2 separate regions of the Homo sapiens genome follow, and region 1 is linked to region 2. A link is a contact called in ENCODE Hi-C or POLR2A ChIA-PET data. All regions are on one chromosome and are shown on one strand. Each heading gives the region's core, a stretch centred on a gene start or an enhancer-like site at or near the end of the contact. The rest is flanking DNA. Distances are from core to core; before and after follow the strand shown.

The links. Hi-C counts contacts between places; a loop is a spot of excess contacts on that map. ChIA-PET counts read pairs that join two places held with the same protein, here RNA polymerase II (POLR2A). Pooled maps may share reads with other maps.
Region 1: POLR2A ChIA-PET joins it to region 2 with 12 read pairs in HepG2. The contact joins the promoter of DHRS2 here to the promoter of THTPA in region 2. A Hi-C loop is called at or near these places in 4 of 50 pooled maps. POLR2A ChIA-PET finds 5 or more read pairs at or near these places in 2 of 52 experiments (BJ and HepG2).

Annotation. Positions count from the first base shown.
Region 1 is chr14:23,633,327-23,640,084 of GRCh38, forward strand. It overlaps DHRS2 (dehydrogenase/reductase 2), which reads left to right and starts at 3,038. Exons shown (of 9, transcript NM_005794.4): 1 at 3,038-3,446; 2 at 5,501-5,678; 3 at 5,853-6,030; 4 at 6,468-6,569. The coding sequence starts at 5,539.
Region 2 is chr14:23,553,528-23,560,873 of GRCh38, forward strand. It overlaps THTPA (thiamine triphosphatase), which reads left to right and starts at 2,744. Exons shown (of 2, transcript NM_024328.6): 1 at 2,744-3,777; 2 at 5,168-6,744. The coding sequence starts at 3,231. The coding sequence ends at 5,313. It overlaps AP1G2 (adaptor related protein complex 1 subunit gamma 2), which reads right to left. Exons shown (of 22, transcript NM_003917.5): 20 at 6,728-6,891; 21 at 6,411-6,509; 22 at 6,040-6,323. The coding sequence ends at 6,222. It also overlaps a transcript of ZFHX2 not described here. RefSeq lists enhancers at 2,124-3,058, 2,617-2,876, 3,737-3,786.

The DNA.
Region 1 (6,758 bases), core at 1,788-4,287, 80 kb after region 2:
TCAATCAGCACCGGCCTGCTGGAGTCATTCAGAACTGCAGTCTGCTTTCTCAGGCATGAGCCCCCCATTCTCTGTATTCCAGGCACATAGGCATCCCTGCTCTCTCCCAAACACCCTGGACATCCACACCCTCCATTCTTCCTCTCAGCCTGTTCCCCTTGACAGGAGGATCTATCCTGTTGCTGCCCCTGTCAAAATCCTCCTCAGTCTTGCAGGTCCTATCTACCTGCAACTTTCCCAGCCTGATTAGCTCACCAGCCTTATTGAGCACTCCTGTGTTTCAAGCCCTGGGCCCCAAGAGGGAGGAGTGGAGCCTGTGTTCAAGGAACTCACATGACACTCATTACTGATCCTCTGCTTCCTGGCTAGGATACTCCATGAAAGCCCTCTGTGAACTGAATGTTTAAAATCAGAAAGTTTTGCTTATTTAAAGCAAAGCCCTTTGCATAGAACAACTTTGAGAAAGTATCTGAGATGCTGGCAAATTTTCTTCTGAGAAGGGAATTGGAGGATTTAATTTTTGAATTAAGTTTTAAGCTGCTTGAATTTTAAAATTTACCATGAGCAGGTAATCTTTACTTTTAAACTTTTAAATTGTGAATTATAACACATACGTAAAAAGTATACACATACATAGGTGATATAATATATCTTCATGGACATCATGTAGGCATCACTTGCTTATCAAATACAACATTGCCAGCACGCTAGAAGCTCTTTAGTTTGCCCCTTCTTTTTTTTTTTTTTTTTTTTTTTTTTGAGACGGAGTCTCCCTCTGTCACCCAGGATGGAGTGCAGTGGTGCAATCTTGGCTCACTGCAACCTCCAACTCCTGGGTTCAAGCGACTCTCCTGCCTCAGTCTCCCAAGTAGCTGGGACTATAGGCATGCGCCACCACACCTGGCTAATTTTTGTATTTTTAGTAGAGATGAGGTTTCACCATGTTGGCTAGGCTGGTCTCCATCTCCTGACCTCAAGTGATCCCCCTGCCTTGGCCTCCAAAGTGCTGGGATTACAGGCATGAGCCACCGTGCCTAGCCTGTTTGCACCTTCTTAATCATAACTGCCTCCCCACAGCTCTACTGCGGAAATACCCACTCTCCTCACTTTTGTGGTGATCACTGCCCTGCATTTCTCTGTATTTTTGTCACCTGTTTGCCTTCTTAAGCAATATAGAATTGTTTTACCTGTTGTTGAAACTTGTGGACTCAAATAATATGTATTCTTTTGTGTCTGACTTCTTTTACTCAACAGTATATTTTTTAAGATTCCTTTATGTTGTTCAGTGTGGCTTCAGCTCATTCATTTTCATTATTGTATAGTATTCCATTATAGAAATGCAACACAGTTTGTTTATCCATTCCACCGTTAATAGGCATATAGACTTTGATATGGTTTAGGTCTGTGTCCCTGCCCAAATCTCATGTCGAATTGTAATCCCCAATGTTGGAGGAGGGGGCCTAGTGGAAGGTGATTGGATCATGGGGGCAGATTTCCCCCTTGCTGCTCTTGTGATAGTGAGTGAGTTCTCATGAGATCTGGTTGTTTGGAAGTGTGTAGCACCTCCCCCTTTGCTCTCACTTCCTCCTGCTCCAGCTGTGTAAGTTCTGCCTGCTTCATTTCACCTTCTGCCTTAATTGTAAGTTTCCTGAGGCCTTCCCAGCCATGCTTCCTGTACAGCCTGTGGAATTGTGAGTCAATTAAACCTCTTTTCTTTATAAATTACCCAGTCTCAGGTAGTTCTTTTTTTTTTTGAGACAGGGTCTTGCTCTCTCTCCCAGGCTGGAGTACGGTGGTGCAATCTCAGCCTACCACAGCCTTGACCTCCTGGGCTCAAGCAATCGTCCCATCTTAGTCTCCCGAGTAGCTGTGACTACAGGCATGCACCACCACACCCAGCTAATTTTTATAGAGACATGGTTTCACCTTGTTGCCCAGGCTGGTCTCAAACTCCTGAGCTCAAGGGATCTGCCCACCTTGGCCTTCCAAAGTACTGGGATTACAGGTGTGAGCTACCGTGCCTGGCCTCAGTTAGTTCTTTATAGCAGTGTGAAAACAAACTAATACAGACTTGTTTCCAGTTTGGAACATTCTAAGCAGGCTTCTCTGAACCTGTGTGTACAGTCTCTTGGTGCACACATGACCTCCTGTCTGCAGGATGCAAGTTCCCTCTACAGAGTCAGAGATCTTTATTTTCAACTTCTCCGTATAATGCCAAATCATTTCCCAAAGTGATTGTACTTACCCTCTACCCAGCAGTGAATGAGAGTTTCTGTTGATTTTGCTTTTTCAACTAGAAGTGAGAGGTGACAATATGCTAGCAGCCCTTGCTCACTCTTGGTGCCTCCTCGTCCTCCACATCCACTCTGGCTGCACTTGAGGAGCCCTTCAGCCCACCACTGCACTGTGGGGGCCCCTCTCTGGGGCTGGCCAAGGCCGAAGCCAGCTCCCTCTGCTCGCCAGGAGGTGTGGAGGGAGAGGCGCCGGCAGGAGCCCACACTGTACAGGGCACTCACCGGCCAGCAGGGGCTCCGTGGGCCGGCCGGTGCCAGCTGGGCCTGACTGGGGGATGAGCTCCCTCTGGGCTGCTGGAGTGCCTGGGCTAGGTGCCGCAAAGTCCTGCAGTGTGTGCCATTGAGAGGTGAAGCCGGCTGGGCTTCTGGGTCCGGTGGGGACCTGGAGAACTTTTCTGTCTAGCTAAAGGTTTGTAAATGCACCCATCAGCACTCTGTGTCTAGCTAAAGGTTTGTAAATGCACCAATCAGCAATCTGTGTCTAGCCAATCTGGTGGGGACTTGGAGAACTTTTGTGTCTAGCTAAAGGATTGTAAATGCACCAATCAGCACTCTGTGTCTAGCTAAAGGTTTGTAAATGCACCAATCAGCACTCTGTCAAAACGGACCAATCAGCTCTCTGTAAAACAGACCAATCAGCTCTCTGTAAAATGGACCAATCAGCTCTCCATAAAATGGACCAATCAGCAGGATGTGGGTGTGGCCAGTTAAGGGAATAAAAGCAGGCTGCCTGAGCCGGCAGCAGCAACCTGCTCTGGTTCCCTTCCACGCTGTGGAAGCTTTGTTCTTTTGGTCTTCATGATAAATCTTGCTGCTGCTCACTCGTTGGGTCCGTGCCACCTTTAAGAGCTGTAACACTCACCGCGAAGGTCTGCAACTTCACTCCTGGGGCCAGCAAGACCACGAATGCACCGAGAGGAATGAACAACTCTGGACACACCATCTTTAAGAACCGTAATACTCACCGCAAGGGTCTGCAACTTCATTCTTGAAGTCAGTGAGGCCAAGAACCCATCAATTCCGTACACATTTTGGTGACTTTGAAGAGACTGTCACCTATCACCAAGTGGTGAGACTATTGCCAAGCAGTGAGACTATTGCCAAGTGGTGAGACCATCACCAAGCGGTGAGACTATCACCTATCGCCAAGTGGTGAGTACCATCAGATCCCTTTCATTTGCTATTCTGTCCTATTTTTCCTTAGAATTCGGTGGCTAAATTCTGGGCACCTGTCGGCCAGTTAAAAGTGACTAGCGCAGCCGCTGGACTAAAAACGTGGGTGTCAGGCTTTCTGGGAAAGGGATCTCTAACAACCCCTGGCTCTGTGGAGTTGGGAATGTTGTTTTGCCTGGAACCAGCTTCCGCTTTTCCTGTACTTCTGGGCTGAGCTGAGGGTCAACAGAGAGGAAAGCCATTCAGCTCCGGAGTCCCCACAACAAGTTGGTTGACCCTGCGGCCATGAGCGGAACTCTCAAAGGCATGTTGCCCAAGTGAGACTCACCTATCTATCCTATCTATCCTGACCCTTGCTCGCTGGGTCCTAATGCCTGCCAGACAAACTTTCTCTCTCCTCTCTTCTCCTAGGCTAGTCCCACTTCTAAAAAACCACTCCCTGTCTCTGGTGCTTTTCTAATTTCTCTTATAAGAATGATTTCTAGTAAAAATTTCAGGACTCTGTTACCTTCTTTAGGCACCTGGGCTCACCAATCAGAAAGACATAATTTTTGCCCAAAGCCCAGTTGTAGGGGGAACTATCTGGAATTTTAGAATCCCTCCTCAGATAAGCAGGTCTAACAAAAGCTATTCCTGAAGCTAGGATAGGGGGAGCCTCAGAAATTGTATCCTTCCTATTCATATAAGTGAGGACAAAAGGTGTCACTTTTCCAACCCTGGAGACCCCTTCCCTCCCTCAGGTTACTCTTCTTCATTTTTGGGGCATAACATCTTTATAGGACACGGGTAAGTTCCCAATACTAACAGGAGAATGCTTAGGACTCTAACAGGTTTTCGAGAATGCGTCGGTAAGGGCCACTAAATCCGATTTTTCTCGGTCCTCCTCATGGTCTAGGAGGACAAGCAAGGGTGCAGCACTCTATGTCTAGCTAATCAGGTGGGGACTTGGAGAACTTTTGTGTCTAGCGAAAGGATTGTAAATGCACCAATCAGCACTCTGTGTCTAGCTAAAGGTTTGTAAACACAGCAATCAGCACTCTGTCAAAATGGACCAATCAGCTCTCTATAAAACAGACCAATCAGCTCTCTGTAAAATGGACCAATCAGCAGGATGTGGACAGGGCCAGATAAGGGAATAAAAGCAGGCCACCCGAGCCAGCAGCAGCAACCTGCTTGAGTCCCCTTCCACACTGTGGAAGTTTTGTTCTTTCGCTCTTTGCAATAAATCTTGATTCACTGCTGCTCACTCTTTGGGTCCGCGCTGCCTTTAAGAGCTGTAACACTCACCACGAAGGTCTGCAACTTCACTCCTGAGGCCAGTGAGACCACAAACCCTCCAGAAGGAATGAACAACTCCAGACGCACTGCCTTTAAGAGCTGTAACACTCACTGCGAAGGTCTGCAGCTTCACTCCTGAAGCCAGCAAGACCACTAACCCACCAGGAGGAATGAACAACTCCGGACGGGAGGAATGAACAACTCCGGATGGGAGGAATGAACAACTCCGGACACACCATCTTTAAGAACTGTAACACTCATTGCGAGGGTCCGTGGCTTCATTCTTGAAGTCAGCGAGACCAAGAACCCACCAATTCCAGACACAGAAGCAGTTAATTAATAACTGGTATAATTATTTGTTGGTGCCTGGCATCTCATTTAACTGGGAAGCTGCATGGTTGGGGTCCAGGGCTGAGTCTGTCGTTTACTAAGGTGTCCCCGCCTCTACTGCCCAGTGCTTGACACATTGCCAGTGCTCAATGTTTGCTATGCAATGGATGGAAAAATCACCCTTGTCTAATGAATGTTGAGTCTCACATTTTAATTTGTGAATAATTTCCCCAGTTTTATAGCTTAGGAGTTTTCATGGATTGCTTTCCTGACCTGAGGTTCACATGTTTGAAATTTACCCTAACCAGCCTGACTCTCTGCCACTTTCTGTTGCTGGCCTTGTCTGTCTGGAGGAAGGAGGAGGGTAGATTACCTTCATGCTCACTGAGGCATCAGTGATAAGTGAAATTGATTCTTTCCCCCAGGCCTGATTCAGCAGGAAGCATCTCAGACACCAACCACTATGCTGTCAGCAGTTGCCCGGGGCTACCAGGGCTGGTTTCATCCCTGTGCTAGGCTTTCTGTGAGGATGAGCAGCACCGGGATAGACAGGAAGGGCGTCCTGGCTAACCGGGTAGCCGTGGTCACGGGGTCCACCAGTGGGTGAGTGCTGGATTGCCCATGGGTCCTGGCCCCTCACAGGGTCCTTGTGGCTTCCACAAGGACTCAGGGTTTTAAAGCAAGACCCAGCCTTATTTGCTGATTTCCAGAGCTGGGTAGAGGAAGGACAGTGGAGAGAGGCTGAGGCTGACTTTTGCCCTCCATCTCTGCATTCAGGATCGGCTTTGCCATCGCCCGACGTCTGGCCCGGGACGGGGCCCACGTGGTCATCAGCAGCCGGAAGCAGCAGAACGTGGACCGGGCCATGGCCAAGCTGCAGGGGGAGGGGCTGAGTGTGGCGGGCATTGTGTGCCACGTGGGGAAGGCTGAGGACCGGGAGCAGCTGGTGGCCAAGGTGAGGGGGCAGGCGGTGGAAGGACACAGAGAGGGGAACATGCAGAACCTTTCCTTCACTGCTTGGCCCTTGTGGGGTGGGTCTAGAATATGTCCTGAGACCATGACTGCACCCAGGCTGCCCAAGCTAACCTCGCTACCCAGAAGGTCCCTCAGGAAAGTGACCTGTTCGTGAGAGGACCCTCACCCCACCCCCAGGCCCGGGGAGAATCACTGTGGAGGAGGAGTCTGAAGGGGTGAGGGAGGTCCCCAGAGGGACTCCTGGAGCAGACCTTCCTCTCTCAGTGCCTGGCCCCAGGAGCCTGCCCTTGGGACACCTAGGTCATTTTCCTTTAGGAGCTCTGCAAGCTTTGCCTGAAGGCCTTATGACCTGGGCTGCCCTGGGAGGGATAGTCCTCCTCAGGCCATCTCCACACTCATCCAATCTCCTCTCCGCAGGCCCTGGAGCACTGTGGGGGCGTCGACTTCCTGGTGTGCAGCGCAGGGGTCAACCCTCTGGTAGGGAGCACTCTGGGGACCAGTGAGCAGATCTGGGACAAGGTGAGAGGCCTCCCCTGGGGAGGCGGCTGAGGGCCCGATTCCAGCTCTGCACTGGGCTCCAGCATGCCTGTGCCCACCAAGACTCTGTTTCCCTCCAGAGGTTATGGGAGAAGCAGGCCCTGGGTGGTAGTCCTGCCTGGCCAGCTGTCTCCCAAAATGTGCCCGGATGCTACTTTCTGGCTTGTTGGT
Region 2 (7,346 bases), core at 1,494-3,993:
GGCAGAGGTTGCGGTGAGCCAAGATCACACCATTGCACTCCAGCCTGGGCAACAAGAGTGAAACTCCGTCTCAAAACCAAAAACAGGCCGGGCGTGGTGGCTCACACCTGTAATCCCAGCACTTTGGGAGGTGGAGGCGGGTGGATCACAAGATCAGGAGATCGAGACCATCCTGACTAACAGGGTAAAACCCCATCTCTACTAAAATTACAAAAAATTAGCCGGGCATGGTGGTGGGCACCTGTAGTCCCATCTACTTGGGAGGCTGAGGCAGGAGAATGGCATGAACCCTGGAGGCGGAGCTTGCAGTGAGCCGAGATGGCGCCACTACACTCCAGCCTGGGCGACAAAGCGAGACTCCGTCTCAAACAAACAAACAAACAAAAATTAGGAGGGTGGGGTGGCACGTGCCTGTAGTCCCAACTACTCAGGAGGCTGAGGCGGGAGAATCATTTGAACCCAGGAGGCAGAGGTTGCAGTGAGCTGAGACGCCAGAGTGAGACTCTGTCTCAAAAAAAAAAAAAAAAAAAAAAAAAAAGCAGATGCTTAGGAAAGTGGAGTAGCTTGCGGAAGGCCAAACATCTAGAAAGTGAAGCTGGGAGTCGACCTCAGGTCTGGCTCCGGAAACTGGTCTTTCTGTTCAAATAAGCTGCTGCTTTTGCCCCACTGGATTGGATCTTATAACATAAGGAAAAATTAGGTCTTCATCCCAGGTTAACAAAACCGGAAAGCAAAAGATGGATGAAAAGCAGGCTTTAGGAGCTGGGGTTTCTTCTCTCCCTAACCAACAGTGCTTAACATGGAGTGGGGACAGAGGTTGACCCAAGCTACTCCAAGTTCAAGATGCCATTTGTTTATTTATTTATGCACAGGGTCTTGCTCTGTTGCCGAGGCTGGAGTGCAGGCAGTAGCAGGATCGTAGCTCACTGCCCTTGACCTCCTGGGCTCAAGCTATCCCGCTGCCTCAACCTCCTGAGCAGCTGGGACCACAGGCATGCACTACCACACCCGGCTAATTAAAATTTTTTTTTTTTTTTTTTTGTAGAAACAGGGTCTTCCTATGTTGCCCAGGCTGGTCTCAAACTCCTGGCCTCAAATGATCCTCCTGCCTCGACCTCCCAAAGTGCTAGGATTACAAGTGTGAGTCAACACACCTGGCCAAAATGCCATGTCTTTAAACCAGTGTCCTTCTCCCTATAATACCTCTCACTGGTCATGTATTTCCAGAAACATACTGGTGAGAGGGCAGGTGTTGAGAACATGGCACTTCTCACCCATCATAGGAAGGAGTCCAGGAGTTAAGAGCCACGGTTCCTCAGGGAGCTTCCTCACATGGAAGGTCAGACATATAGTTAGAGTCTCCAGATAACCATAGTCCTCAGAGGGAGTAAGAAGGAATCATCTCTATTAATATTTTGTCTCCCAAAGCATTCAAAGGGCCAACCCCCATGTTTTCCTGAATTTTATTTTTTTGGGGACAGATGGAGTCTCGTTCTGTCGCCCAGGCTGGAGTGCAGTGGCGCCATCTCAGCTCACTGCAACCTCTGCCTCCCAGGTTCAAGCAATTCTCATGCCTCAGCCTCTGGAGTAGCTGGGAACACAAGCACGCGCCACCATGCCCGGCTCATTTTTGCATTTTTAGTAGAGACGGCGGGCCGGGGGGGTTTCTCCATGTTGGCCAGGCTGGTCTCGAACTCCTGACCTCAGGTGATTCACCTGCCTCGGCTTCCCAAAGTGCTGGGATTGCAGGTGTGAGCAACCGCACCGGCCTTTCTGTATTCTAAATGAACATAAGTAGTTCTACACCTGACAAAAACTGCTTAGGGACCGCTGGAAACTCTGACAAACTCCTCAGTCTAGCACTCAAGGCTTTTCCCTCAACTGCATTTCTAGCCTCGTCTTCTCCTTACGTACCACCCAGGTGCTCTCCAGTTTCTGGGCCTTTGCTTAGGCTATTCCTGTCTCCATCTAGGTCTCCAACTGTTGAAATACCATCATATCTTTAGTTCCTGGCCAAAATACCACTTTATTCTCTGACAGAAAGTTTCTCACCCACTCTTACCCTCAACGTTCATGCCAGGAGGTATTAGATCCCCTCTAAAACTCCAGAGTAGCTAAACTGGACTTTATTACGCGCTGCCCCCGCCCCCTTCCCTCCCCCCACCCCAACCCCCCTCGCCACCATTGCCACTGGCCTGCGCTTAGCTGGCTGCTATAGCAGATATCTGTTGGACGGTGTGAATGGCTTGTATTCCAGGCCCATCTGCCTGCGTTGGGGGTGCGGCGGGGGGTGTTGGAGACGGGACTGGGGCTTGAGCTCCTTGCACCCGACTCTCCCCGCCGCCTTGTAGCCCCAGTTCAGCTTTAGGTAGAGTACCGCAGGCACCAAGTGCAGCTTTCCTGTCGCCATAGCGACGGGCGGGGCGAGATGGCAAAGTCTCCCTTTGGAACTACATCTCCCATCATGCATCCGCGCCTCGGGGTGCCTGGCTCAGCCTCAGGCATGAGACCTGTACCAGCCCCCGGGAGCCGTGCGGGGCCAACAATGAGGAGCAGAATGCAAGGGGCGGCCTCGCTCCCCTGGCCACCGCGGGGGTCGCGGCCTCCCATTACATAGCGCGTGTCTCGAGCCCTGGCCTGCTCTCGGCACCGCCACAACGGGCGTAATATGGCCGCTGGTGCCGGGACCTGCCGGGCGCGCGGAGGGTCGGGCCGAGGTCCGGGATCCGGAACTGCTCCCGGCATTCCTCGCGAGTGTATGGCGTGGGCTCCCTTCCCCCTCTGTGGGTCCCGCGAGGAGACTCTCGGGCTTTGAGGTGAGACCTGAAGTTCCGCTGGCCGGTAGTGTAGCAGGAAAGGGCAGGTCCTCCCGGGTCGTGAGCCAGTAGCCTCCTGGGGTGGCAAGGTGTAGAGAGGGGGGCGTTGAAAGGACACCCGCTACCCGGCCTGCTTTCTAGGGGTCTCTTTGGATTGAGGACATCAGCAGCAGTGGAAGGGATTTTACTGGAGACCTGTCACTGTCAGAGCCTTAAAATATCACCGACGGGGCCTTAATGTCACCGAGGTAGAGAGAAAAGGGCAGTAGCCCTAGAGACTATTGCGACACAGTGTGCCCCTCATAAGTTTTTCCAGGGAGGGGTTCTGTACTGAGTTGACGCCCCAGGAGCTGAGCACCAGGCTTTGCATCCTTGGGAACTCAGCAAACGTTTGTTCAGCCAATTGCAGGTAGCATGGCCCAGGGCTTGATTGAGGTGGAGCGAAAGTTCCTTCCAGGGCCTGGCACAGAGGAGCGGCTGCAGGAGTTGGGGGGCACCCTGGAGTACCGGGTCACCTTCCGAGACACCTACTATGACACCCCTGAGCTGAGCCTCATGCAGGCTGACCACTGGCTGCGACGACGAGAGGATAGTGGATGGGAGCTCAAATGTCCTGGAGCAGCAGGTGTCTTAGGACCCCACACGGAGTATAAGGAACTCACAGCGGAACCTACAATTGTGGCCCAACTCTGTAAGGTGCTGCGGGCTGACGGCCTGGGGGCTGGAGATGTGGCTGCTGTGCTGGGCCCACTGGGGCTGCAGGAAGTAGCTAGTTTTGTGACTAAGCGGAGTGCCTGGAAGCTGGTGCTCTTGGGAGCTGATGAAGAGGAGCCACAGCTCAGGGTGGACTTGGATACAGCCGACTTTGGCTACGCTGTGGGTGAGGTAGAGGCCCTGGTGCATGAGGAGGCTGAAGTACCAACTGCCCTAGAGAAGATCCACAGGCTCAGCAGCATGCTTGGTGAGGGAGACAGGCCCTTTTGTGCTTTTCCTGCTCCCCACTTTTCTCTTTTGGAGGCACCTGCTGGACCATGCAGTGGGGGAGGGCCTCCGGATTAAAAATTTTTTTTTTAATAGAGACAAGGTTTTGCCGTGTTGCCCAGGCTGGTCTGGAACTCCTGGACTCAAGCAATTTGCCTGCCTCGGCCTTCCAAAGTGCTGGGATTACAGGTGTGAGCCTCTGTGCCTGGCCTGGATTATTTTTGTAATGGGAATTGTTTTAGCAATTTTCTAAGTTTGCTTACAGTTCTGTGAAATCTCGTTTTCTCTTTAACAGTAGCTAATTTGGATCTAGTCCTTCCACGTGTCTAATTCCAGCCAACCTGCCTCATTTAGTTCTCATACCTATAGCCAGATCTCCTTCAGTTTCATTTCTCAGTTCCCTGCTTTGACTCTTCCTTCCCCCAATCTCTTTTTTTTCTTCTTCTTCAGTCACCACTCCTCCACAAGGAGTAAAAAGTAAGCCTTTTTACAAAAGCTGCCCTCTGGGAGGCTCAGACCCAGGATCTTCAGATCATGAGACTGATGCACTGCCCACTACACTGAGAGTCCAACCAGTCTTGTCCTTTTGTTTTACAATTACCTAGATCCTTTTAATTTGTCCTTTTGGCTTTTTGTAAAGGACAATAACATTATAGTTATGTGAGACAGTGGGGCATGATTTGGCAGATTTGTTCCTAAGCATAATTCCCTTGTAGACAGTTCATCCACACTAGGAATTGTGCATCCCATGGGGCCTTACAGCCCTGCAGTGCTGTTTGAGCCCCCTCAGCAAACATACACTGAGTTCCTTGCTATGTGCCCAGCATGCTGCCAGGCACTAACAACAAGACACTGGCAACAGGCAGTTCCATTCTCACCTCACCATGTAGAGGCGAGAATTCTATGTGAATCCCACCCCATGGCTATAGCTTCCCTCCTCTTCTTTCTATAGCTCTTGGTTTCTATGTGTACATCTCTGCATGTGCTTCATTACTAAGCTAATGAGCTTTGGCCTGGTCTAGGGCTTTAATCTTGATTGCGGAACAGGGTAATAACTGAAATGAGCTGACGCTGAGGCATCCTTCGTTTATCTTGGTGCCTGGGTGCCTCTTCGCCATTTCTCCTTGCTGGAGGAGAGAGGCTGAGGTGTGGCTTCTAGTCCCACTCTTGCCTGAAGTTGCTCTTTTAGGTCCCACTTCCACAGGCAGGCAGGGAGTGGACTAGTGTGTTACAGAAGCTGGGTGGGTGACATTCAGAACCCCAGTGTGGCTTTGGAAACATCCACGGAGTCCTGGCTAGGTGGGCAGGGAGCAGAGTCCAAGTGCTTGTGGCTCTGTCCATTTCTCTCCTCATTGTCCTTTTACCTGTAGGTGTGCCTGCACAGGAGACAGCACCAGCCAAGCTGATTGTGTATCTACAGCGTTTCCGGCCTCAAGACTATCAGCGCCTGCTAGAAGTGAACAGCTCCAGAGAGAGGCCACAGGAGACTGAAGATCCTGACCACTGCCTGGGCTAGGGGTGTCACTTCCTAGAAGGGGAAGGGAACTCTGGGTCTAACGGAGTCCACTCCTGGGCCCACTGTGCCTCTCCCCTCAGTGTCCCTTCTGACAGTGACTCCTCTCTCTCCAGCGCTGCCTGTTTCTTCCCCCTCCTCTAAGCTACTCTTCCTTGAGCCCTCCCTGGCTGCTTCCTCTCGCTCATCCGTCAGATGCAATCTGTGGGCCGCCCCTCTCCCCTGGCCGCTAAGCAGCCTCCATTGATTTCCGCTCGTGTTTATAGGATTTCCACTTAGCCGTGATCAGTAGTTAAGCACAGGAAAATCCCTTGCCACCCCCCCTCCCTTGGTCGATGCCATTGATTCTGCCAGCGGCTCCTAAACCGCCTTACAGCTGAGTTAGAAGATGAGGAGAGGCAGCAGGGATTTCCCTGCCTTGGGATGTGGGAAACAGAAGAAAAGTTGAGGAAATGGTTGGGAATCGCTGTTAGAACTCTAGAAATTCTAATCTGACTTTGCCACTGTGCCCAGCTCTGGCCCAGAGGGTAGAGTGCCTCCTGTGGAAGTTTAGGGGCAAATTTGTTCCCTGACCTGGAGAGGGTTAGAAAGAACCAACAGCTGCCCCCTCCCCGCCCCCGTGTTGAGACAGGTTCTCAAGGCTCAGGGGAAGATGCATACCTCCTATGTAAGAATGCTCTTCCCTTGCTGTTATTCATACACACTTTCCACTTCAAATATACCCAAATATGGCTTTCCTCACTTCTCAGGCTTTATTGGGCTTTATTTGTGGGAGAAGGGGGCTGGTCCCCAGTTTTTGCAGTGCAAAGCCAGAGCGCCACCTGCTGGTAGCCCTCAGGTGTAGGTTCGAAGCTGCTGGGGCCCCCTGGGGTTTGGGACACAGGAGAATTTCAGGCTGTGAGTGGAGACAGTTACTGCCACGATTCCACAGGCAAGTTGTTCACCTCAAAGATCTCCTGCACCGACTGGTGAAAGTGGTCGTAGGTGAGGCGCAGCTTTAGCCGCAGGGGGGCCTAGGAATAGGAGAGCAGGGACCAGGGTTAGCACCCACGGCTTCTTCTATCCCTGGGTCTTGTCTTGGGGGAACTCCTGAAGCTCACCTTGTTAGGATTGAGGATTCTGAAGAGCTGGGTGATAGGAAGGCCACCCCGAGCTGGAACTGTGTTCCCACTGGGGGCCTGCAGCTGCAGCTGGAGACTCTGAACACAGGAGTTTAACAGAGCACAGTATGGCAGTAGGTAGGGCTCAGGCAGCCCCTCTATACTCAGTGGCTCCACACCCTTTTCCTGTAACTCCCCAAGTGCTGATCTCCAGATGACTCAATCCCATCTCACACTGTCTCCCACCCACCTCCTCCACTTAGTGGCCTTTTCTCCTGGAGTCCCCAGGCCACCTCTGAACTCTGATCTTTACAAACCTTGGGCACAGCAGCCTGGCAGATGAAATGGGTGACATCACCCTCTGAGAAGTTGGTGGCAGTGATGGTGATTAACAGCAAAGCAGGGTTTTCAGGGGGTCGAATGAAAGACAGATTCAGCTGTACTCCCTCACGCTCAAACACTTTGAGATCTGGGATGGGAGCTGGAGTAGGGAGACAGAAGCAGCTCAGTGTGCAGGTTTGAGAGAACATGTTTGTTCATTCATTCAACAAAAATTGAGTAAACACCTACTGGCCCTGCACTACTCGAAAGGCTAGTAACAAAGTAGACATGTAGATGAGGATGGAGCTTACTGTCTAATGGGGGAGAGAAACAATAAAAAAAGGCCGGGCGTGAGCCAGTAATCCCAGCACTTTGGGAGGCTGAGGTGGGTGGATCACCTGAGGCCCGGACTTGGGAGGCTGAGACACAAGAACAGCTTGAACCCGGGAGGCAGAGGTTGCAGTGAGCCGAGATCACGCCACTGCACTCCAGCCTGGGTGACAGAGCAAGACGCTGTCTCAAAAAAAAAAAAAAAAAAAAAAAAAAAAAGGCAAGATAATTACAGACCATAATAGATGCTATGAAGGAAGTAAGTCATGCCAGAATAACTGGGGA